Regions from separate parts of the Homo sapiens genome. Here region 1 is linked to region 2. A link is an interaction called in ENCODE POLR2A ChIA-PET data of the cell type or tissue named here. Cell type or tissue: HCT116. All regions are shown on one strand. Each heading gives the region's core, and the rest is flanking DNA. Links, peaks and the distances in the headings are about the cores only. Region 1 has its middle 14 kb from the start of MRS2. Region 2 overlaps DCDC2 (doublecortin domain containing 2).

What was found. Peaks named below come from ENCODE experiments on the same cell type or tissue, not always from the same donor. Only the 100,000 strongest peaks of a DNase experiment are listed, where the experiment ranks them.
Region 1: POLR2A ChIA-PET joins it to region 2 with 6 read pairs; 2 of 35 experiments call an interaction of 5 or more read pairs at or near these places.

Annotation. Positions count from the first base shown.
Region 1 is chr6:24,382,249-24,394,668 of GRCh38, reverse strand. It overlaps a transcript of DCDC2 not described here. Among named protein-coding and RNA genes, the nearest start is that of MRS2, 14 kb to the left of the region's middle. In HCT116, for the core only: a CTCF peak has its summit at 5,212 (motif pointing right); a DNase peak (open chromatin) is centred at 5,218; H3K4me3 peaks cover 921 bases.
Region 2 is chr6:24,217,463-24,229,882 of GRCh38, reverse strand. The region is part of intron 7 of DCDC2 (doublecortin domain containing 2); the gene reads left to right. Among named protein-coding and RNA genes, the nearest start is that of NRSN1, 97 kb to the right of the region's middle. In HCT116, for the core only: no CTCF peak of the experiment used is centred there; a DNase peak (open chromatin) is centred at 6,572; H3K27me3 peaks cover 1,202 bases.

The sequences.
Region 1 (12,420 bases), core at 1,864-9,863, 170 kb before region 2:
CGCTTGGGATAGGGCAGGTGCAATGGATATGGTGAAGTTAGACTAAAGAGATATTTAGGAAGTAGAGTGGGTAGGACTTGGTGATTAATAAGAGGAAGATGTATTAGGTTGCTAGGGCTGCCATAACAAAATATCCCAGACTGGGTGGTATAAACAACATAAATTAATTTTCTCACAGCTCTGGGAGTTAGTAGTCCAAGATCAAGGTTAAAAAATCAAGGGTTGGTTTCTTTTGAGACCTCTCTCCTCGGCTTGTAGATGTCAATATTCTCTCTGTGTCCTCACATGGTTTTCTCTGTGCATACATCCCTGGTATCTCTTCATGTCCTAATCTCTTCTTTTAAGGACACCAGTTAGATTGGATTAGGGCTCACCCTAATAGAGTCATTTTGCCTACCCTAATAAAGTTAACCCCATTTGGAGATAAGGCCTTTACCTCTTTAAAGGCCTTATCTCCAAATTCAGTTACATTCTGAGATACTGGGGGTTAGGGTTTCACCATATGGATTTTAGGAGAACACAATTCAGTTCATAACAGAAAATAAAGATGAAACCTATTATATCATTCTAGCAGGAGCAAGATGCTGAATTATGATGCTGTGTGCTGAATCGGGGAACCCTGGAGGAAGTGATGGTTTAGATTGGGAGTTCCATTTTGAGCATGGTGAGTTCAACATTGCCACATAAATATCCAACAGAATAAACAGCTGGGCTGGGCATGGTGGCTAACATCTGTAATCCTAGCACTTTGAGAGGCCTAGGCGAGTGGATCAGTTGAGGTCAGCAGTTTGAGACCAGTCTGGCCAACATGGGGAAACCTTGTCTCTACAAAAAATGCAAAAATTAGCTGGGCATGGTGGCAGGCACCTGCAATCCTAGCTACTCCGGAGGCTGAGGCAGGAGAATTGCTTGAACCTGGAAGGCAGAGGTTGCAGTGAGCTGAGATCATGCCACTACACTCCAGCCTGGGCAACAAAGACTCCATCTCAAACAAACAAGCAAATTAAAAACAAAAAACAAAAACAAAAGCAAAACAAAACAAAAAAACAACAGTTGGGTACATTGGTCTAGACCTGCGAAGAAAGTAAGTCTAGGCTAGATATAGAAATGTAGGAGTTTTGGCATATAGATAATAAGGGAGGCCATGGGAACGCAGGGGATTCCCTAGGGAAAGAGAGGAGAACGGGGCCCAGGACAGTCCCCAAGGCACACCAAACAACACCGCGGAGGTGGAGGAGGAGCCATCAAAGGAGATTGAGGAGGGCAGGCCCTTTGTCACCTCTTAGTATGTCCAGGTGCTCCTCAATTTGTGATGGAGTTACATCCAGACAAACCCATTGTAAATTGAAAATATCTGGCCAGGCATAGTGGCTTATTCCTGTAATTCCAGAACTTTGGAAGGCTGAGGTGGGAGGATTACTTGAGACCAGGAGTTTGAGAGCAGCCTGGGCAACATAGTGAGACCCTTTTTCAAAAAATAAAAAATAAAATTTACTGAGTGTGGTGGCATGCCTGTAGTCTCAGCTACTCAAGAGGTTGAGGAGGGAGGATCCCTTGAGGCCAGGAAGCTGAGGATGCAGTGAGCCAAGCTTGTACCACAGCACTCCAGCCTGGGTGACAGAGCAAGGTCCTGTCTCAAAAAAAACCCCAAAAAAGTACATATATGTATAGATAGATAGATAGATAGATAGATAGATAGATAGATACACTTACACACATTTAGATATGTCTATTGATCTCTATATCTCTATATGTCTATCTATAGCTATATCTACATATCTATATCTATCTATAGATGTATCTTTTGTTTTGTTTTTTTGAGACAAAGTCTCACTGTGTCACCCTGGCTGGAGTACAGTAGCATGATCTCAGCTCACTGCAACCTCCACCTCCTAGATTCAAGTGATTCTTGTGCCTCAGCCTCCCAAGTAGCTGGGATTACAGGCATGTGCCACCACACCCGGCTAATTTTTTGTATTTTTAGTAGGGACAAGGTTTCATCCTGTTGCCCAGACTGGTTTCAAACTCCTGAGCTCAGGTGATACACCTGTCTCAGCCTCCCAAAGTGTTGGGATTACAGGCGTGAGCCACTGCGCCTGGTCACTAGAGATATATCTATATACATAATAAGTCAAAAATGTGTTTAATATATCTAATCTACCAAACATCATAGCTTAGCCTAGCCTACCTTAAACATTCTCAGAACCCGTGCATTAGCCTAGGGTTGGGCACAATCACTGGACAACACAGTACACTGTAGAGTATTGGGTGCTTATCCTGGTGATCACCTGGCTGACTGGGAGCTCTACTCATTTCTGCTGCCCACCTTCATGAGAGAATATTGTACAGCATAGCACAAGCCCAGGAAAAGACCAACATTCAAAATCCAAAGGATGGTTTCTACTGGTTGTGTATCACTTTGGCAGCATCATAAAGTTGCAAAATCATCAGTCAAACCACCATAAGTCAGAGACCATCTGTATTACCTAATTGGTGGTAAGCCCAAATAAAATAGTAAAGTTACCCCAAGACCACAATGCTTTTGGCTCTCTTGGTGGAGTAGTGATGGTTAGGCTGGTTGTAATAAAGGGGTTAGAAGTTACCATCACTCTAATTTTCATTAAGTTCCATAATGAAACAACCCATGGGCCTCCTTCATAAAAACCAACGCAGATCCTCAGCTTTGATGTGGGAGGATGGTTCTCTGTCATGGTTTTAGAAGTCTGGTCTCACAGTCCCTCTGCTGTTTCCCTTGGGGCTTTCTGACTGCCATCACCACCATTCTGAACTTGGGGGAGGTTCTACTCCTTTTTAAAGTTCTGGCTTAAGCCAGAATATTTGCATTTGTAATCATATACCAAACACTGTATGAAGATTGCAAGTAGCAAACTGGAGAAACAAAGTCGATGCAATATTGTATTATGGTTTTACTTTTCCACACTTATTCACCTTAAAGGCTTGGTTTCTTCAGGCCAGTAGTTTGCAACCTTTTGTTTAAACCTAAAGAACTGTTTGTATTTTTTTTTTTTGTAGAGGGTATAGAAATTCCGGCCACGTTACATTAGATGAAATGAACTTCCATGTAGTAAGTGTCTACACACTGATTTTTTCATTTTAGTGAGACTAATCTATTTTATTATAGATAAATGTTCCATTGTTATCAGATGATTTTTGACATGGTGAAAATAGCTTTCAGACTCTTCTTATTTTCACGAGCCTAAGGATACAAGGATCCCAGGCTGGGGATCTCAGTCCTAAAATAATTGCTTTTCCTTGGTTGCTGGAGGGATGACAATGTGTCTGTTAATCTGTTCTCTCTTTGCTCCTGCTCTCAAAGCACTTTTGCTAGCAGGCATATTTTCTAATGAAAACATTTAGACCCACCTGGAGTTAATTTAAACAATTTTACTCTCTTAGCATTTCTCCACGGGACAATAATACATATATGAATTTATATCTCATGCTTCCTATCGACCAAAACACTGAAATGTATTTTCTTTTTTTTTTTTTTTTTTGAGATGGAGTTTTACTCTTGTTGCCCAGGCTGGAGTGCAATGGCACACTCTCCACTCACTGCAACCTACGCCTCCCGGGTTCAAATGATTCTCCTGCCTCAGCCTCCTGAGTACCGGGATTACAGGCATGTGCCACCACACTTGGCTAATTTTGGGGTTTTTAGTAGAGACAGGGTTTTGCCATGTTGGTCAGGCTGGTCTTGAACTTCGGACCTCAGGTGATCCATCCACCTCGGCCTCCCAAAGTGCTGGGATTATAGGTGTGAGCCACCTCATGTGGCCTGTATTTTCTACTTTGAAAGACAACGGCTAAACATTGTAAGTATATCATAAGACAAAATAGCCTAAAAGAATGTAATCAGACATGAGACTGAGTTCATGAGAATCATATTTCCTGAATTTCTGATTTTATTGCTGGAGTTTTAGTGAAAATGTATTTGGCTTTGAATTTAATAAATACTATTTATAAAGTTTATGGCTTGTAGATTGCACATGAAAATGATTGTAGAATATTCTTATATCAGGATTTCTCAACCTCAGTTCTATTGACATTTTGGTCGAGATAATTCTTTCTGGGGATGAGAGGTGATCTGTGCATTGCAGGTTGTTTAACAATATTTCTGACCTTTACTCACTAGGTCCCAGTAGCACCCCTTCCCAGAGTTGTGACAACCAGAAATGTGTCTAGACATTGCTATTATCTTCGGAGTGGTTCTGGTTGAGAACCACTGTGTTTTATAATAAGGAGTAGGATCTACAAACCCCAAGACCATTCCATTTCTTTTTTTTTCTTTTTCTTTTTTTAATTTTTAGATGGAGTCTCACTCTGCCACTCAGGCTAGAGTGAAGTGGTGCAATCTCGTCTCACTGCAACCTCTGCCTCCTGGGTTCAAGCGATTCTCGTGCCTCAGCCTCCTGAGTAGCTGAGATTACAGATGTGTGCCACCACACCTGGCTAGTTTTTTGTATTTTTAGTAGAGATGGGGTTTCACCATGTTGGTCAGGCTGGTCTCCAACCCCTAACCTCAAATGTTCTGCCCACCTCAGCCCCCCAGAGTGCCGGGATTACAGGCGTGAACCACTGCACCTGGCCTCCCCAAAACCATTTCTTTTGTTTTAGAAGTTATATCCCTTTAAATGTTCATAGACATCTTCTTCACATATGGTAGATATTAAAATTTGTAAAACGGTTAGTAGACTCCAGCACTAAGTTAAATTTATTTTTCTTTAGGCTTTTATGACTTCAAATGTGTTCTGTTTTATTGTGTCCATTACCACAAAATGAAATCCCAACTTTGTGAGCTTTTTTTTTTTTTTTGAGATGGAGTCTTGCTCTGTCGCCCAGGCCTGAGTGCAATGGTGGGATCTCGGCTTACTGCAACCTCCACCTCCCGGGCTCAAGTGATTCTCCTGCCTCAGCTTCCTGAGCAGCTGGGATTACAGGTACCCGCCACCATGCCTGGCTAATTTTTGTATTATTAGTAGAGATGGGGTTTCACCACGTTGGCCAGGCTGGTCTCGAACTCCTGACCTTGTGATCCGCTCACCTAGGCCTCCCAAAGTGCTGGGACTGCAGGCATGAGTCCCCTGGCCCATTTTCCTTTTTAAAAACAGCACCTACAATGGCAGGTGGGCTTCTCTGAGGTCTGTGTCCATGACCTATCTGAGGATTCCAGGAGATGCCTTTTCCCATGATTTTCAAGAAGTTTGGCCACAGGAGGGAGCACTATTCCTAAGCTTGCTTGTTTATTCTTAACTATTTTTTTTTTTTTTTTTTTTTTTTTTTTTGAGACGGAGTGTCGCTCTGTTACCCAGGCTGGAGTGCAGTGGCGCGATCTCAGCTCACGGCAAGCTCCGCCTCCCGGGTTCACGCCATTCTCCTGCCTCAGCCTCCTGAGTAGCTGGGACTACAGGCACGCGCCGCCACGCCCGGCTAATTTTTGTATTTTTAGTAGAGACGGGGTTTCACCGTGTTAGCCAGGATGGTCTCGATCTCCTGACCTTGTGATCCGCCCGCCTCGGCCTCCCAAAGTGCTAGGATTACAGGCGTGAGCCACCGCGCCCGGCTATTCTTACCTATTTTAATACGTGCTTGTATTTTAATATAAGATTGTCAGAGAGAGTTAATTCCTATCTAGAAATCAGAAATATAACTAGATTTTACATCAGTACTCTGAACACATCTCCTTTCTTATAATCTAAGCTCATGCTGCCTGACACTGAATTTCTTTTTTTTAGTTACCATTTTTGAAATCAGTACTGTAAGATAGTACCTCAAGGTGAAAGATTGCTGCATCACATAGCTATTTTAAAATAATTTCTCAGAATAAGAGTATTAAAACTAACATTCTCTACTTTGAAGAAAATGCGTGGCATATGGTGACAGTTGATAATTGGTGCAGCCTCTACCTTTATATGAGATTGATGGGTATATTGAGAAGGTGTTGAATGTAAGGTAGCATTTTTTTCTTTTTCTTTTTTTTTTTGAAACGGAGTTTCTCTCTTGTCACCCAGGCTGGAGTGCAGTGGCGCAATCTCGGCTCACTGCAACCTCTGCCTCCCAGGTTCAAGCAGTTCTCCTGCCTCAGCCTGCGGAGTAGCTGGGATTACAGGTGCCCACCACCATGCCCAGCTAATTTTTTGTATTTTTAGTAGAGACGGGTTTTCACCATGTTGGCCAGGCTGGCCTTAAGCTCCTGACCTCAGGTGATCCACCCACCTCAGCCTCAGAAAGTGCCGGGATTACAGGCATGAGCCACCATGTCCAGCCCATTTTTTTCTTTTTATAAGCATTTAACTTCTGTCAAAATGTTTGAGATTCTGGCTTGTAAATATAGTGGATCTTAACAAGTGTACATTTGTTCTGTGCTAAAAAATAAATGTACACACACTTCATATTGTAATATGCTTGAATTGGCTCTGGATAACAGCCAAGAATGATATAGCAAATTTCATGAGAAATGACTTTAACATAATTTAGTTTTGGGAGCTAGAATTAAATAGAGTAAAACTTTGTAAGACATGGTGTACCATTTATTAAATTTCACCATTTTATCTATTTAGAAACCCGGTTCACTACAGGATATGCCTCTGTACTTTCTGCTGCCTTCTGCCTACATGATCAATGTGAAGCCAGGCCCAGACATGTCTCATCTAGAATGATTTGAGAAGAATTTGATTTCACTTTTCTGAGAAGGTTGGGAAAGATTCTGACTTTATCCAGTTTACCAGACATGGCAGTGAAGTAAGTGTGTGTGTGTGTGTGTGTGTGTGTGTTGTTGTTTGTTTTTTGTTTTTGTTTTTGTTTTTGTTTTGAGATGGAGTCTTGCTCTGTCACTCAGGCCGGAGTGCAATGGCATAATCCCGGCTCACTGCAACCTCTGTCTCCTGGGTTCAAGCAATTCTCCTGCCTCAGCCTCCTGAGTAGCTGGGATTACAGGCGCCCGCTGCCATGCCCAGCTAATTTTTGTATTTTTAGAAGAGACAAGGTTTCACTATGTTAGCTAGGCTGGTCTCGAACTCTTGACGTCAGGTGATCCGCCTGCCGCAGCCTCCTAAAGTGCTGGGATTATAGGCGTAAGACACTGTGCCTGGCCGGCAGTGAAGTTTTAAAACTGATGGAGAGGTATCTGCACCTTTTAATTTTTAAAAATTTCTTTTAAATGATGTTGCTAAATGTACATTTTAATATAATGCTATGTCTAAGGGAGGGTCTCAAAGTATCCAAATTTTGATACGAGATGGCAGAACTTCAGGGAGCCAGCAAGTGCAGGGCATGGGTTTCAGGTTTAGTTGATGAATAGTCTAGCTAACTGTTCATCGGCTAACCTGAAGCCCATGTTTCTTTCAACCCTTCTGATTGGGAGTGTTTCTAAACTGTATTATTCTTTTCTGCAACAGTAAATAGTGATTCTTTGGTGATCTGGGCTATGTTTATAAATATAATTTTTTATTGGTGAATACCCTAGAATTAGTTCTCATGTCAGATAAACTCACTTTTAGTTTCCATAATATCTTACAATCGAAGTGGTTGATGAGAGTGCAGACGGTTCCCAGCTTACAGTGATTCGACTTATGATGCTGTAAAGGCAACACGCATTCAGTAGATACCATACTCTGGGTACCCATAGGACGGCCAGGCAAGGTGGCTCATGCCTGCAATCCCAGCACTTTGGGAGGCCTAGGCAGGGGGATCACCTAGGTCAGGTGTTCAAGACCAGCCTGGCATACATGGTGAAACACTGTCTCTACGAAATAAAAAAATTAGCTGGGCATGATGGTGGGTGCCTGTAATCCTAGCTGCACGGGAGGCTGAGGCAGGAGAATCGCTTGAACCCGGGAGGCAGAAGTTGCAGTGAGCTGAGATTGCGCCATTGCACTCCAGCCTGGGCTTCAGAGTGAGACTCCATCTCAAAAAAAGGAAAGAAAAGAAAAAGAGTACCTATACAACCATTCTGTTTTTCTCTTTCAGTACAGTATTCAATAAATTACATGAGGTATTCGACACTTTATTATAAATAAGCTTTGTGTGAGATGATTTTGCCCAACTGTAGACTAATGTAAATCTTCTGAATGTGTTCAAGCTAGGCTAAGCTGTGATGTTTGCTAGGTTAGGTGTATTAAGTGCATTTTCACTTAGAATATTTTGCATTTACAGTAAGTTTATCAGGACAAAACCCCATTGTAAATTGAAGAGCATCTGTAAAGGAAGATGGCTAGATCCTAAGAAGACAGCTACCAGCTTTGTTTCTTCCTCTACTGGGAAACTTCGTGATTTCGAAGGTGAAGAAATGTTGATGGCAACTGGACTCTTTTTTTTTGAGATGGAGTCTCGCTCTGTTGCCCAGGCTGGAGTGCAGTGGCACGATCTCAGCTCACTGCGACCTCTGCTCACTGCAACCTCCACCTCCCAGGTTTAAGCAATTCTCCTGCCTCAGCCTCCCAAGTAGCTGGGATAATAGGCACGCACCACCCTGCCCAGCAAATTTTTTATTTTAGTAGAGATGGAGTTTCACCATGTTAGCCAGGCTGGTCTCGAACTCCTGCCCTCAAATGATCTGCCCGCCTCGACCTCTCAAAGGGCTGGGATTACAAGCATGAGCACTAAGCCCGGCTGAGCATAGACTTTTTAGGAAAGGCCAAGTGGTGGCAGCATCCAGTTGTACATGTAATTCTGTAGGAGAGATTTGCGATCTACAGCCTGGGATGACTCCCTATAGTCTAAGGTAACTGTGATTACAAGATGTGCCATTTTTTAATGTACCCTTAACAAAGAAAAAATTTTCTGATTAAATGATGACACAGTGCCTTCTTATGACATAGATTTTCAAAAATTTTATACTTACTGAAAGTATTCTTTTTTTTTCAAGAGACAGGGTTTTACTTTGTCAACCTGGCTGGAGTGCAGTTGTGCAATCATAGTTCACTGTAACTTTGAACTCCTGGGCTCAATTGATCCTTTCACCTCAGCCTTTCAAGTATCTAGGGCTGCAGGTACACAGCATCACGCTTGGCTAATTTTTAAATGTTTTGTAGAGATAGGGGTCTCAATGTGTTACTCAGGCTGGCCACAAACTCTTGACCTCAAGTAAGCTTCTCACGTCAACCTCCCCAAAGTGCTGGATTTATAGGCATGAACCACTGCACCTGGCCAAGTATTCTTTTAGACTTACTTATACATAGATTTTTTTCTTATTTCTCTTTTTTGGACATATATTTTTATAATATAACATTCTCTTACGTTAACAGAGAAATGCAAGCAAAATTTTAGTTAAGGCATTTCTAAAACTTTATTTCAATTCTAAATCGTGTTGTAATCTTAAAAAATATCAGGTAACCTGCTCGGGTCCCCTTCTGTGCCGTGGGGAAGCTTTGTCCTTTCGCTCTTCACAATAAACTTTGCTACCGCTAAAAACAAAACAAAACAAAACAACAACAACATCAAAAATCATTGTAAAAGTCAGTTAAACTTAACATCTGAGATAATAACCATGCACACATCTCATCTAAAGTGATGACAATGTGAACAGTATGATGAAGTTCTGATTTGCTCATGCAATCACCTATGCCGTGACCACCACCTGGCCAGGACAATTACTTGTAAGAGTTCATTGACTGTAAGGCACATCCTTATTTCAGAGATTTAAAGATGTGGAAAAAAATGTGCATCTTGGTGCTAGAGAGGATGTGGAGAAACAGAAATGTTTTTACACTGTTGGTGGGAGTGTAAATTAGTTCAACCATTGTGGAGGATGGTGTGGTGTTTTCTCAAGGATCTAGAACTAGAAATACCATTTGACCCAGCAATCTCATTACTGGATATATATCCACAGGATTATAAATCATTCTACTATAAAGACACATGCACACATATGTTTACTGTGGCACTATTCACAATAGCAAAGACTTGGAACCAACCCAAATGTCCATCATTGATAGACTGGATAAAGAAAATGTGGCACATATACACCATGGAATACTATGCAGCCATAAAAAAGGATGAGTTCATGTCCTTTGCAGGGACATGGATGAAGCTGAAAACCATCATTCTCAGCAAACTAACACAGGAACAGAAAACCAAACACCACGTGTTTTCACTTATAAGTGGGAGTCGAACAGTGAGAACACATGGACACAGGGAGGGAAACATCACACACTGGGGCCTGTCGGGGTGGGAGTGTAGAGGAGGGATGGCATTAGGAGAAATACCTAATGTAAGTGATGGGTTGATGGGTGCAGCAAACCACCATGGGACGCACATACCTATGTAATAAAACTGCATGTTCTGCACGTGTACCCCAGAACTTAAAGTATAATAACAATTAAAAAAAAGTGCATCTGGGAAAAAATGAAGTGTGGTGATTTGTTTCTTTTTTTTTTTTTTTTTTTTGAGACGGAGTCTCGCTCTGTCACCCAGGCTGGAGTGCAGTGGCGCGATCTCCGCTCACTGCAAGCTCCGCCTCCCGGGTTCACGGCATTCTCCCGCCTCAGCCTCCCGAGTAGCTGGGACTACAGGCGCCCGCCACCGCTCCCGGCTAATTTTTTGTATTTTTAGTAGAGAAGGGGTTTCACCGTGCTAGCCAGGATGGTCTCGATCTCCTGACCTCGTGATCCACCCACCTCGGCCTCCCAAAGTGCTGGGATTACAGGCGTGAGCCACTGCGCCCGGCCTGTTTCTTCCTTTCTCTTCTCCTCCTCTGGTTTAAGTAAATTCCTGATATTCGTTTTGCCATTTGTCTCCCTCAGATTAAAATGGAGTTGATCATGGTTGAAAAATTACATTTAGGTAGGGTTCAGGGTGTGCTGAGTAACATTTTACTGCATTTTTAAGTTAAATGTTCTTAAAACTTTTTTATTCATAAAGATGCTTCAAAATGTGCTTTTAAAATCTACATGCAGTATGGTTTCATTGTATTATCTGAAAATGTCACTGGGAAATGATCAAAAAGATTCCCAAACTGAGGGGTTGAAAAATGCTATATTGGGCAATTACTGAATCTTCTGTAGTTTTTGAGTAAGCTGGAACCCAATATATGTGAGTAGAAAATATTAGGATGTCTATCCTTAATAATATTATCTCCTCTGCTGCTCACAGTCTTATCAACTGATACAAAATTTTTTAATTAAAATTTTCAACCTTTGACATCAGAACATCATAGTTCATTAAAGTAGCCCTTTCCATTAATTCCAGAAACTGGACTCCAGTTAACCAGTAACTTCTGTATCAGTGACATAATTTCCTGCACAATTGTTACTTTGTAATGGTTAACTTCTCTCTTAGTTGTTCGCAGCAGGGGGTAGTTTTCTTACTTTTTTTTTTTTTTTTTTGAGACAGAGTTTCGCTCTTGTTGCCCAGGCTGGAGTGCAATGGTGCCATCTTGGCTCACCGCAACCTCTGCCTTCCAGGTTCAAGCAATTCTCCTGCCTTAGCCTCCTGAGTAGCTGGAATTACAGGCATGCGCCACCACGCCCAGGTAATTTTGTATTTTCAGTAGAGACGGGGTTTCTCCATGTTGGTCAGGCTGGTCTCCAACTCCCGACCTCAGGTGATCCCACTGCCTCGGCCTCCCAAAGTGCTGGGATTACAAGCATGAGCCACCATGCCCAGCCTAGGGGGTAGTTTTCTTTCATGAGTCTGCTATTATAATTCACGGTGACTTAAGACATTTTACCCTATAATAAAACAAAAACCTCTGAGTAGTAAGAGATAGTACTGTTTGACCTCAGTAACTGTCCATGAACTAAAAAAAAATCCATGAAAGTTACTGACTAAAAAACTGATAGTCCAAACTGGACTATACCAGCAGCAGCCTTTTGATGAGATGGAGTCAGACACTTGGCCATCTAAACACAATTGTTGGTATTAAAGGATAGTGAGAGTCTTTTGAAGAGAAAAAAAGAAAAGAATACTTTGTTCTGAGGTTGTGTAGAATTAAGGTCAGAGGAGAAATTTAGCCTGTCAGTAGTGTGAAAATACGAAAGAAGCCCCTGGAAAATTTGAAACAGGGTGAATCCAGTTTCATTTCATTGTTCTATTGCTCAAACCTTAAATTACAGAAGGATTAGCACAGTTTAGCAAAAGTAACAACAAAAAACCAGCAAACTCAGATGTACACTACTTAAATTTTTGCTTTAATGAAATCTGATAATAATTTGTATGGGCAGCAAGCCAAATCATAGACTTCAATTCTTTAGGGGGAAAAAAGGCATTGACTGCCTAATATATTTTGGCTTTATTGATTTTTTTAAACATTGCTTCTGACTAATGTACATGAAATTTTTATACCTGTTTACTTAGTGATTATGCATATAAATAATTGAGAGCTGAGAAACAGAAAAACAAAACTTAGTTTGATGCAGTAACTAGCACCTGATATCATTCCTGAGGTATTTGCCGGAGTCTGTA
Region 2 (12,420 bases), core at 2,386-10,385:
TTTGGGATAGGCACCCTCTGACTTCTACACTCCTGAGATCAGTCAGATCTAAGTGTGGACATGGAACTCATCCTTCCTGTTGTTTGGTGCTGAAGGAAGTGAGTATAAAATAATGTAAGCATAAACATTTACAGTGTATCTCCATTTATGGGCTCAGTGAAGACAGGATCATAAGTGTTGAGGATTTTTAAAAAGTCATTAGAATTTGAGCATTCTGAAGGGGCAGCTCCCTCAGATGAAATCAGCTTTTCTATTTGACTGGCTAGTTTACTTTGATAATGTCTACCATGAAAATTTTTTGCATTTTTTTTCCTGAAAGATTTCATGGGAATGTGGCAAGCAAAATAACGGCCCCCAAAGATTCTCACTCAAACCAGGATCTGTGGATAAATGTTACACGGCAAGGGGGAATTAAGGTTGCTAATCAGCTGACCTTGGAATAGGGAGATGATCCTGAATTACTGTGGTGGGTCCAATGTAATCATAAGGTCCTTTAAATGTGAGACAGGGAGGTAGAAGAGTTAGAAGCAGAGAGATAATGTAAAAAAGACTCGACCACGAGCCATGGCCGGCTCTAAGGATGGATGGGGGCCATGAGCCAAGGAGTGAAGATGGCTTCTACAACAGGAAAAGACAAGGTCACAGATTCTGCCCTAGAGCCTCCAGAAGGAACATAGTCCTGCCAACACCTTGATTTTAGCCCAGTGAGATGTGCCTCAGACTCTGGCCTCCAGAACTGTAAGACAATAAATGTGTGTTGTTTTCAGCCACCAAGTCTGTGGTAACTTATAACAGTAGCTGTAGGAAACCAATACAGAAAGAGCAAGGGGAGACCTGTCTATATGTTTTCACAACGCATCTACTTAGCAGTGCTATGATTTCTGGTATTCTTTGGGGGAAAATTAAAAGCCAAAAACAGAACCAGAAAGCACTTCAGAAGTGTATGATTGTGAAATCTAGCAGTGGCCACAACAGAACTAGAACTACTAGGCAACCAGCCCCCTCAAGAGATTATGACCTATGACTCCCACCTCTCCTCTCCACTCTGAGTCACATCCTCTTTGTGGACAGTGACCACGAGCTCACAAAACCAGACTCAGGATGGCAAGACCCAAGATGTGATTATTCCATCAGAGCCTGGGTTAAGGAAAGAAACAGAGGTAGGAAATATTCGAAGTTAGTACACAGTGCTGCTTTCAGGATTCTTCATTAGCAGATGTTTAAAAGTCACTGCTCTAAAATGACTTGGAAATGCTTATAAATATGAATTTCCTGTAATTCACATTTTATCAGAACTCCTATCAGCTGTATCACAGCTTGAAAAATACCAAAAATGCATTAGAAAAATCTTTCTGTTTAAAACTAGATTGATCCCACATTTACATGGCAAAAGAAGGCCATTACTTGGCAGGCAGTAAAAGCTTCATTTCAGAGAGCTTGAGAAAAAACTCAAAATAATTCACTTCGACCCAGGCCATTTGACAACCGTTAGACTTAACTTTACAAAATAAAATGAAATCCTACCACCTGCTGCTTAAAATCTCCAATTAATGCTGTAAACAGTGCCTTCATTTAAAAAACCAATGAGTAAATTTCTGCAAGCTGGGTGCAGACATTTCTACAAATTTGCTGTAACCTTTTGCTCTTGTCTGCAGTAAGAAGAGCCTTCCAGATTCCAAAAAGAAGCCAGAGCTGATTTATACCTAATTGTTTAAGAGCTAAACTCTTTTTGTTCATTAGCTTCAGTTATTTAAGATACTGATAATTCACACCTCATCTGCTGCTATGTGTGTTTGGTAGAAATTGTGAAAGAAAATTATTGAAGCTTGCCAACTTTCCACCTATGAATTAAAACAAGAGTAATTTTGCACAAACTGCAGAAGAGAAGGAAGGAGGTGGCAGGCTTTTAAGATAGAACCAGCAAGTAGGAGAATCACCATCTTCCAGCAACTTGAAAGCAGTGAGAAAGTTAGGTCTTTAATCTCTTCCTTCCTGTCCTGATAGGTTAATTGGAATGTTCTGAGAGGTAAGCCCCTGGACATCTTTGACCTGCCCCCTTCTGTTTACCAGATTAATCGGGAGACAGTCATTGTGAATATTGGTCAGGCAGGGTCAGCTGATAAACGGGCAGACGGTTGTTGTTTGCATCATGTGCTGCTAGCAAAACCAGCAGGTGGATTCTGTCATTCCCAGCCAGTTAGCAGTTCAGGGGCTAGTGTGGAAAGAGTTGCCAGGAATAATTTGGGGCTGCTGTGGTCGGTTATTTCTAGGAGCAGGGAACACCTGGCAGATAGGACCTGTGGGCATGGCTATGGCCTGTCTCAGATCTGTCCAGGGTCTCTGATTAACCCTCAGGGTGCTCCACAGTGTAACTCTTTTGACGGGTCTGGCTTCGTCTCTCATTCCTCAACATTCATCTCAGAAGATGGGTCTCTTTAGTTAGATTTCTTGATAATCCCTGCTTCTTCAGTGGTTTGTTCTTATTTCTAATTCCTACCTGGAATGTCCTGTTCTCCCATCTCTCTTTTCTACAGACCACATAGAAGGGCCCAGTGGGAGTACAAATTCCCTGGGAAGACTTTGTAATTTTCACCCTCTCTGATCTTAACCTTTCACATTTACTTACTGAGTCACAAAACTGGCATCTCATCCAGAAGTTCTCAAAAAGGCACCTCTGTTATTTAATGCCTAATTAACTCAGTACATGATGCTGATATTTTGTGGGTACACTGCCATCTTCTCAAATGCCCTTCCTTTAGTTTTTGTCATACTCCCGTCTGCTGCTTTTCCATCTTTTTGTTCTTTCTCAGTCGGAGAAGAAAGATCAATCCCCTTCTCTGTGTATCTTTGTGTCATGTTCTAAGATTTATATCACAAGCAGTTTCTCTTCGGTATCTCTACACTCCAAATCTCCCAGAACACTACTCTGACATCCTGGCTGCCTCCCGAGTATGTGAACTGATGTCACAGGATTTTCAAACTTAAGAGATTTTAAATCAAATTCATTCTTTGTGGATCATTGTTAATTATATCTTCCCTGTATATTCTACTCAGATGCCTAAGTGAGAAACCTCGGAGTCACCTTTTGGCTTGTGTTTCTTCCTTGCTACCTCCCACAGGATACTGTTCGGTCTATTTCCAACATAGCTGTGGAATCAGTTTCCACCTCTTGACTCTGCTGCCATTACCCTAGATCATATTCTCTCTGCCCATGAGCATTCCTGCTTAAGGGGTTGTCTGCCTCCACTTTTGTTCTCCTTTAATTTATTCTTGACACTGTCACAAATTATTGTTCTGAAACACAGATAGGATCACAGTCCTATCATTCTTAGAAATTTTGGTGGCTTCTTGTTGACAAGAGTGGAGCCTGTCTCTTTTGGATGCAAGTCTTGCCATAGTCTGCTCCAGTTTTCATCCCTCATGCTCACATAGGGGATGGTCCAGCCATAGTAGTGACCACACAGCTTGTGAAAGCCTTGTGGGAGCCTGGTCAGATTTCAGTTTCTCTGGGAAAACTTCATTGAGCCCTTAGAAAGAATCATTCTTTTCTTATGGTACTATTAGCACTTTGTACACACCTTTATTGTGGCATCTATTATGTAAATTATTATGTATTAGGAAGATGATCTATTTGAGGCCAGGGACTGTGTCTTTTGTTAATCTTTGCATCCAAAATGTTACCACAATACCTGAATCTTGGAGATTTGAGGCATAGGTTTCTGTGGAAGTTTATGAATCAATGGATGTTTATTTCCGATTAAAATATAAATCCACTGTGGGCAAGTATTATGTTTTAGACATCTTTTATCCTTACATAATGCTGATCACACATATAGTAAGGAATAAATATTTGCTGACTGATTTTTGATAAGGACGCAAGCAAGAGAAAGTGGTAGGAGACAGACTTGTAGGCTAAAATATTAGATGTAAATGGTTCACAATGGTGTGTAGTAGTGAATAATTGCTGTATTAGATTTTGTTATAATATGCTGACTGTTTTTACTGTTCTGATATTAATGGAAGCACATGATTTTTAAAATAAATCAGTTGCTATGATTTTTTGGGAATAATTCATTTAGGCTGAATTAGGTAGTCAAATTAAAAAACAAAAAATAATTTCAGACCTATCAAAGAGCTATAGTCTCAGGACATTATATTTGTGTGTGTCTGTGTGTGTGTGAAAACTTTCTAAGAGTTGTTTTAATGTAATATATAAAATGTAAGTAAATCATAGGCTTGCTGACATTAGAAATTTCATACCATTTAAGTGAAGAGTTAAAACAATCTGACTGCCTGGTGTTGAGGACTGCTTAGGAAGGGGAGATGGTTAGTACATTGAGCATGGTTGACTGATTTATAGTCACAGGCTAATATTCAGTTTTTAGTGTTCTTTTGTGAGCTTTCTATCCATCTTCATATCTACGTTCAGTATGTATATGCAGATATGCACACATATTTGTGTGTGTGTGTGTGTATCAAGTTTAACTGCATGTTTTTCTGGTCAGGAGAAGATGTGTTTATTTGTGTCTACTGCTTCTCCTAGATGGATTGCACCTAACAAATTGTTGAACATGTTGCAGGTGCTCAGGAGTTACTTCTGACAGCTTCATTATCATCGTATATCTAACTGAAATGGTACCTTTAGTTCCATTCTTGAAATTTAAAAAAAGCACCCAGAGTCCCACAGCAGTTATGCAATTTCACATTTTTTTTCTGGGACTTAGACCTAGCAACCACTTATAAAAATCTGGGTATGGGAGGGACCCCCAAATTGGAGGAGGGGACTTGGGAGTAGACTTAAACCTCTTCATTCTCATTGCTCTTTATGCTGGCTCTTACATGGCTCTGAGAGGAGTATTTCTAAAGCACCAATCTGATGGAAACACGCACCCACACATTTATTATGTTTTTAATTGGTTGCATAACTCTGTTAGATGCTAAGGATATAAAGATGAATAAGACGTGGTCCCTTCCCTTAAAACTTCCTCTTTAAGGCTCTTTTAAAGTAATATTTAGAATTTAAGTGAGTCAGGGCATTCGTAGAGGAGTTAATCAGTCTGTATAGTCTGGGTGGTAAGTGCTACCTATGATAGAGGCAGATCCAGCATGCTGTGGGATCACAGAAGAGGGAGCTGGTAGCTGAGAGCAGACTGGGAGGCCAGGGTGGGCTTCCTGGAGAAAGGAATGCTTGAAGGTCATTGTGAGCTCATCTTCCATAGTGGTTCCCTCTCATCCTTGGGCAACATTCCTGAGAGGGGGCTTACAAAGCCTTTTACCTTCCGGCTTCTGCCACCCCAGTTTTGAGTTTTGAGCACCAGTGCACACCACATATGTGTGTGTACATATACATGCATGTACACACCACATGCACACACACGCTCACCAAGTGCTTCAGTTAAAGAGCACTGAGCAGATCATATTAGTAAGCTCTTCATCTTAGGTGTTTAACAGCTCTGTCCTCTGTGCACCATTGTACCCCTGGCAGATGTCTATTAGACCATGAGAACACATAGTGTGCCCAGTTGCATACATAGCCATTTCCTTTTGAAGCGCAGGGCTCTGGTTCTTTGTATCTTTAGAGTCTAAGAAGCAGTGGCAGTGGTTGGTACAGAGTTGGTGCTCAGAGAATGAACAGCTGAATGAATGAATGGATGAATGAATGAATTAATGAATGAACGAATGAACTGATGAAAGTGTTTATAAACTGCAAAGCTGGATAGAGAGCCCATTCCCGGTGAACTCTGGTGATGCCAGTTTTACACCACCTCTGACTGTCAGGGAGAAAACTTTCCTGAATCTTCCTTTTTTTTTTCTGTCTTGAGAGGGTTGGCGGGAATCTGTGCGCCTGGTGGGCATCTGCAGTTGATCCAGATTGTCACAATCCTCAGTGTTAAGAGAAAGACCAAGGATGAGGTCAAGGTCATTAGAAATAGAAACTTTCACTTTTATTTCCCATTGATGGGAAAGCTCGGCACACTGAAGTTTAAGAACAGTTTGAACTGTTAAGCCCTTTCAGATATGTAATGGTCATAGACATCTGCTCTCTGCATCAATTGTACTTTTCTTTGTAAGTACCATTTTGGTGGTTACACTGGCCAAAGTGGCAACTGTTGTTAGCTGCAGATCCTCAGACACATGGTAATTTATAAAGACTGGTTGGCATGATCCTTATCCAATGCCATTTATGGCTTATTCTGATAAGCTAAGAAATTCAAAGAGGTAAGTCGGATATGCAAAAAAATTTACATGGATTGTTTACTTAATGTAGAATTTTCTTTTGGGGATTATCTATCATTTATGCATTTATTCAGTTATTCATTTGCTAGAGTGTACCACCTCCAGCAATTCAAAGGCCTTTCCAAAGTTAAAGTAAAATTGTTGCAACCTGCATGAGTCTCACAAAATAGATAAACTGGGAAAGTGAGAGAGAGTGCTCGATACACAAAATATGACTTTCTGGATGCCATTTGAAGCAGGAACCACAAAGCGCTCTTCATGTTTGCGTAGAGTTAGCCTCACTCACTCGTGTACAGAAATGTCAGCCTCTCCTAGGTGTCCTTTGTGACCACACCATAAAATTGCACGTGGTTTCATCATCTAGTTCTAAAATGTGCAGCTTAAAATGTACTTAAGAACAATGTGTCATACATTTAAATGTAAAATTGGACTGTGTGAATATTCTTAGAATTGTATTCATAATGAAGTCAATTCAGGCAGGCACAGTTTCAATGATATTATGAGCTTCATCTTAATAGCTTTTTCCAAAAGTTTTCTGATATAGGTTTGCCATGTTCCATTTAAACCCAGCTGTGGAATTCATTATTGTGTGCTAAATTCATTTGGCCACTGACTTTTTGAAAAGGAGAAAATCAGGTTTTTTATACACACATACCCATATAAGAGTATACACTTTAATCAGTCTTTTTTTCTTAAAAGTTCAGCTATTTGCTGAAAAAGGAAATATACTGCTTAAAAAAGGAAAATATATTCAAATAAGCAAATATGATTGGAAATAATAATGGCTTTAATAATAGAACTTTGTAACTTCGCTGTTTAAACAGTTATTCAATTCTTGTTTTTATTTTGTATTGTAGCGTATTCTATTGCCTTATGGATATGCTATTGTTATATCTGTAGCTCAACTTTTTAGTATGTTCTTATTTTTAACGAGAAATAATATACATAAGCTTTAGGAACATCTAAGGAAAACAGATGGTTTTTCACTTTCTTTACCCTGAAATTAAACCCCTTGCTTTTAACTTTTGAGCTAAGAATAAAAACAAAGTTACAGATGTTCTCATACTGTGTATTAGTGCATGTTATACCCATATCCCACATTAACATTTTTATTTCCACTGAGATTTCTGATATAATCAGGTATTAAACCTGTGGTTATTTTGGCAATTATGCCTTTTACAGAAGGATTCCAACAGCTAAACCCTAAGTTAGGAAAAAAGAATATAATTTGACTTCATCTGGAAAAAAATTATCCTAAAAGATGGTTAGAACATTCAATAATAGTTTGCAGTTTTTAAAGAAAAGCTCACAGGTAAAGTTCTTGACTGTTCTTTCATTAAGCAAAAAACATGAAGCTTTTTTCTTTCTCCAAAGTCTCTTCAAGGCGCCCGCTAGACTCAAACTCATCACACCTTATATTCTATGCCTGAGTTTCCCTTTGTAAATTAATGGCTCTCTTCTCTCTTGTTCCTCCAAAGTTTAATTTGTACACTGCCCTACAGTTGTGATTTATTGTAAAGAATATTCTCTTGTCTTTTTCTCACCTTTTCCCCAGATGAGCTCAAAGTTACTCACCCTCATTTGCCCCTGCCATCTCTCCACCCAGACCTACTATTTCCATTTTTAACTTTCGAATTTGCTTCTTCTCATCCATGACTTCAGAAGCAGCCTAAAAGTTCAAAGTAACATAGCTTTCCCCTATGACTCTTAAAACATGTGTTCAGATTTGGTCTAGTTGGTGTACTTAGCAGTTGAGTGCCTTAACAGTGGTGATGCTTCCTCCAAGGTTCTGTAGATAACGATGGGTGTAATAAAAGGCATCATGGAGGGAGAAACTTGGGCCTTACCCCTGGCTCAAACACTTCCTGCCTATGCCGCCTTAGGCATGTTATTTAAACTTCAAGTTCCTTATCCATAAAGTAGGCTAAAAATATCCACTTCACAGGTAATTGTGAGGCAAGGACTTAGCACGTAGTAGACATCCTAAAAACAAAAACAAAACTAGGTTGCTTTCCCTGTCCTAGCTCCATATGGAGTGCTGTATGTAACCTGACCATGTTGTGTGTGAAGAGCTTTGGGGGAAGTGGATATGAAACAGTGTCGTCTCCTCTCTGTAGCAACATCTAAATTGTCTGTCATGTGGTACTGTTAGGGTACAGAGAATAAGTGTAAAAACTTCAGAGATGTGGAAGACTTCTGGGGAGGTGGCCATCACGTTGTGTCTTGAAGGGAAAAACATGGCTGTGAGGAGATTGTATGAGTGCAGAGGTGAGAAGGAGCTCTGGGGACAGAGAAGAGGAGGACAGGCAAGTGAGCAGACATCACGAGTCCCTTTGGGGTTGAGGGGTCTAGTTGCAGAGCTGTGGGACGTGTTGTTAAGGCTGAAGTGAGGCCAAATTCTGACGGTCTTAGAAGTTGGGCAGAGGAGTTTAGTTATGACACAGAACATAACAAGGAGCTAAAACTCAGGTAATCAAGGTGCCCTCTTAAGTGAATTATCCTTTAGGATGATGAAGAGAGAAGGTCTGTACCCCTTTTGTTTTCTCCAGTGTGGATGATATGGCTTGGCTCTGTGTCCCCACCCAAATCTCTTCTAAAATTGTCATCCCCACGAGGTGAGTGGATCATAGGGGCAGTTCCTGCATGCTGTTCTCATGATAGTGAGGGAGTTCTAATGAGATCTTATCATTTAAAAGTGACCATTTCCCCTGCATGTGCTCTCGCTCGCTCGCTCACTCTCTCGCTCGCTCGCTCACTCTCTCGCTCTCGCTCTCTTGCTCTCTGTCTCTCTCCTGCCGCCATGTAAGATGTGACTTGCTTCCCCTTCGCTTTCTGCCGTGATTGTAAGTTTTCTGAGGCCTCCCCAGCTGTGCAGACCTCTGAGTAAATTAAACCTCTTTTCTTCTTTATAAATTACCTAGTCTCAGGCAGTTCTTCATAGCAGTATGAAAACAGACTAATGTAGTAGTGAAGTGGTTTTTCAGCTTTCTGACTGTGACCCATACATAATATGATAAAAATTTACATCCTGATCCAGAATACTCACATATACTGTATTTGTTTCATGAAATAAAAATTTTGTGAAATGACAGTTACCCTTCCAGGGCTGACTGCATAATTTGTGGGGTCCAGAGCAAAATGAAGATGTAGGACCTCATGTTCAAAAAGTAGGGAAGAATGCTGCTAAAAGTAGTTACATATGTCTTTTTCCATTTCTTCTCCGCTTCTTGACCTGTCATGGATTTGTTTTTTTGTTGTTGTTAATTTGTTTGCTACTTACTGTCATTCTGAGTAAATAAAAATTAAAAATGTCCATTATTAATACTAATTTTACTATTTTTATTGTGCAATGCCAATTTTAAGTGCAAAACTTAAGAGCATGAAATTAATGAAATTACACAATTGGTATTTCTTATTTTGTACCTGCATATGCATCTTGTTCTTATTAGAAGAATGGAAATACTGTACAAAGCTAACTCAACTGTTTTTATTTTACTTCTTGATAGGTATACATTCTACCAACCCTCTTTACCTTAGGCTTACTGTTGAGTAAGGACTGAAGAAAAGGAGCGATGGGTAGCCTTATATTTCACTTTCCTTCTCTTTTGTCATTTTCAGTGTAAGAGGTTGGCTGATATAATTAAGAAAGAACAGGACAGAATTATCCTTGGTCATCTTTATTTCTTAGAATGCCATTGTCTCCTTTCCTCCTCGGAAGCAAGTTCTGGTTTTGATAGAAAGTGTGGCCTCTAGGGGCTGTGAGCACCCTCTGTACTCCTTCACCCCTTGTTCAGATGCTGACCTAACACGCTTGCTTGGTAACCACAAACACACACATATTGCACCCATGTCTTCTCATGAGCCTGCTCCAGTTTTTCATTGAACTTCACTTACAAAGCACACAAGTTCAAGGATAAAATGATTAAGAATTTTAACGTGGTTGGTGATAGTGGAGCATTAAATCAATGGGTAGGGCCCTTCAGAGCAGGGCCCTGTGTGACCGCACAGGTCGTATACCCACACAGCCAACCCGGGTACTGCATTTGATTTTCTGTTGTCTTCTATTTTATTAAAAATAACCCCACTAGTTGCACCCCGTTAAACTGATGTTACCATCTACTAATGGGTCATGGTTGGCAGATTAGAAAACACTGGTAAATTCATGAAACGCATGGACTGTGTGTCAGGCTGCTGTATTAGAGTCCTGCTTCTACCACTTGCTGCCTGTGAACTTGAAAATATCTCCGTTTCTCGTGTAAAATGCAGGTTCTAGTAGTTCATAAAGTTGTTATGGGAACTAAATTATTAAATACATGTAATATGCTTAAAGTGGTGTTCATTATACAATAAATATCCTCTAAGTATTAATCATCATCATCATTATTAACTTATATCTTGCTGTAGGTAAATGTTGAATAAAAAAATGTTTCTTGACTATATCAGCATTCCCACTTATCCTAAAACAGATATTTTCTTAAGTTTACCAACATCTGCGTTTTCTTGTGTCTGGAAGTATATAAAATATAACAACAAAATAAAAGTTAATTCAACTGCACTTAATACAATGGAAATATTTTAAAAATTATAGTTCAATAAGAAATCCAATAAAAGACTACTTTTATTTCTGTTCCTCCTCCCAGATTAAAACAAGTAGATCATTAGTATTTCATAGTTATCAGTTAAGAAAGAAGCAAGGATATCTGGAAGATACCATCTGTTGAACTTAAGAAGCCAGAATTATTCCTTTTCAAATGAAATTATTTGATGAACCCCAATCATAGGTTAAAATGCTTGAGAGGAATATTTTCTATCTTTTCTTTTTTTCCCCAAAGGTTTATTTTTATTTATTTTTAAAATAGGCCGGATGCAGTAGCTCAGGCCTTAATCCCGGCACTTTGGGAGGTTGAGGTAAGCAGATTACTCGAGCCCAGGAGTTCAGGACCAGCCTGGGCAATGTAGGGAGACCTCATCTCTACAAAAAGCAAAAGAAATTAGTCAGGTGTGATGATGCATGCCCGTAGTCCCAGCTATTCAGGAGGCTGAGGTGGGAGGATGGAGGCAGGAGGTCAAGACTGCAGTGAGCTATGACTGTGCCACTGCACTCAAGCCCTGGTGACAGAGTGAGACCCTGTATCAGAAAAAAAGCAAAACAAAACTGACAGATAAAATGGTATGTATTTTATCTTTTCTAAAATACAGCATACATACATTTTTATTATAGATAGAGAACAAATCTACAAGTCATGACATGAAAAGAACACAGAATCTGGTGGATGCTCAATCAATATCTGTTGTTGGAGCAACCTTAATCCAAGTGAAAAAAATGCTGGCTGGTTTGTTTTGATCTATTTTGAATCTTCTTCCTTGATAATTTTGTAATAAATAGTACTATTTTATGGCTCATTTGAATATTTCCTATCATTAATTGAGGCTACTGAGATCTCTTTTCCCATTGATTTGATATTTCATGTTTGATTCTCTCAAATTGGGCACTAAATTAACATATAGTCATTTTGTATCTGAGTACAAAAGTTGTGTTTGTGTCAATTGCTGATATAGGCATATTTGTGTTAGGTCATCATCTTAAAATGGAGTCCAATAGAATTGCTTAAAAGGGCTTATGTTAGGCTGTTTAAATAAAATTTGGAACATGATAGATATTGCAGGGAAATGTATCTTACGGAAAATTTGTTTTTATCTGCCTTTTATTGGCAGCAGTTCCTTGAATTGCAGACTTTATGCATAGTCAGAACAGATATGCTAAACTGAGTACATTATAACTTCTATTTTATGTTAAGATGGAAGATTAACCACCAGTTAAAGTTATTATATCTTGAGCAAGGTATCGACTCTGATAAAAATTTATCATCCTCTTCAAACATTACTATGGAGCAAATATAAACACCTTAAATGCTAAGATTCAAGAGATCTCACTTTGTTTAAAGCAAGTCAAAGCACATTAATCTGTAAAATTCTAGAACAGTTAAATTGAAAACACCCTCACTCAGATTTAATGAGCAATTCAGGCCTATTACCTGTGCCAATTTAGATTAGGTGAAAAAAATCCAATCCCTTTATTCAGGATGACTGATTTGCACTGATTTGCACATTTACACCGTAAACCACTTTACCTTGAGTGAGAACCACAGTTTACAGAATCACTAGCACTTGTCTGAGAGTTAG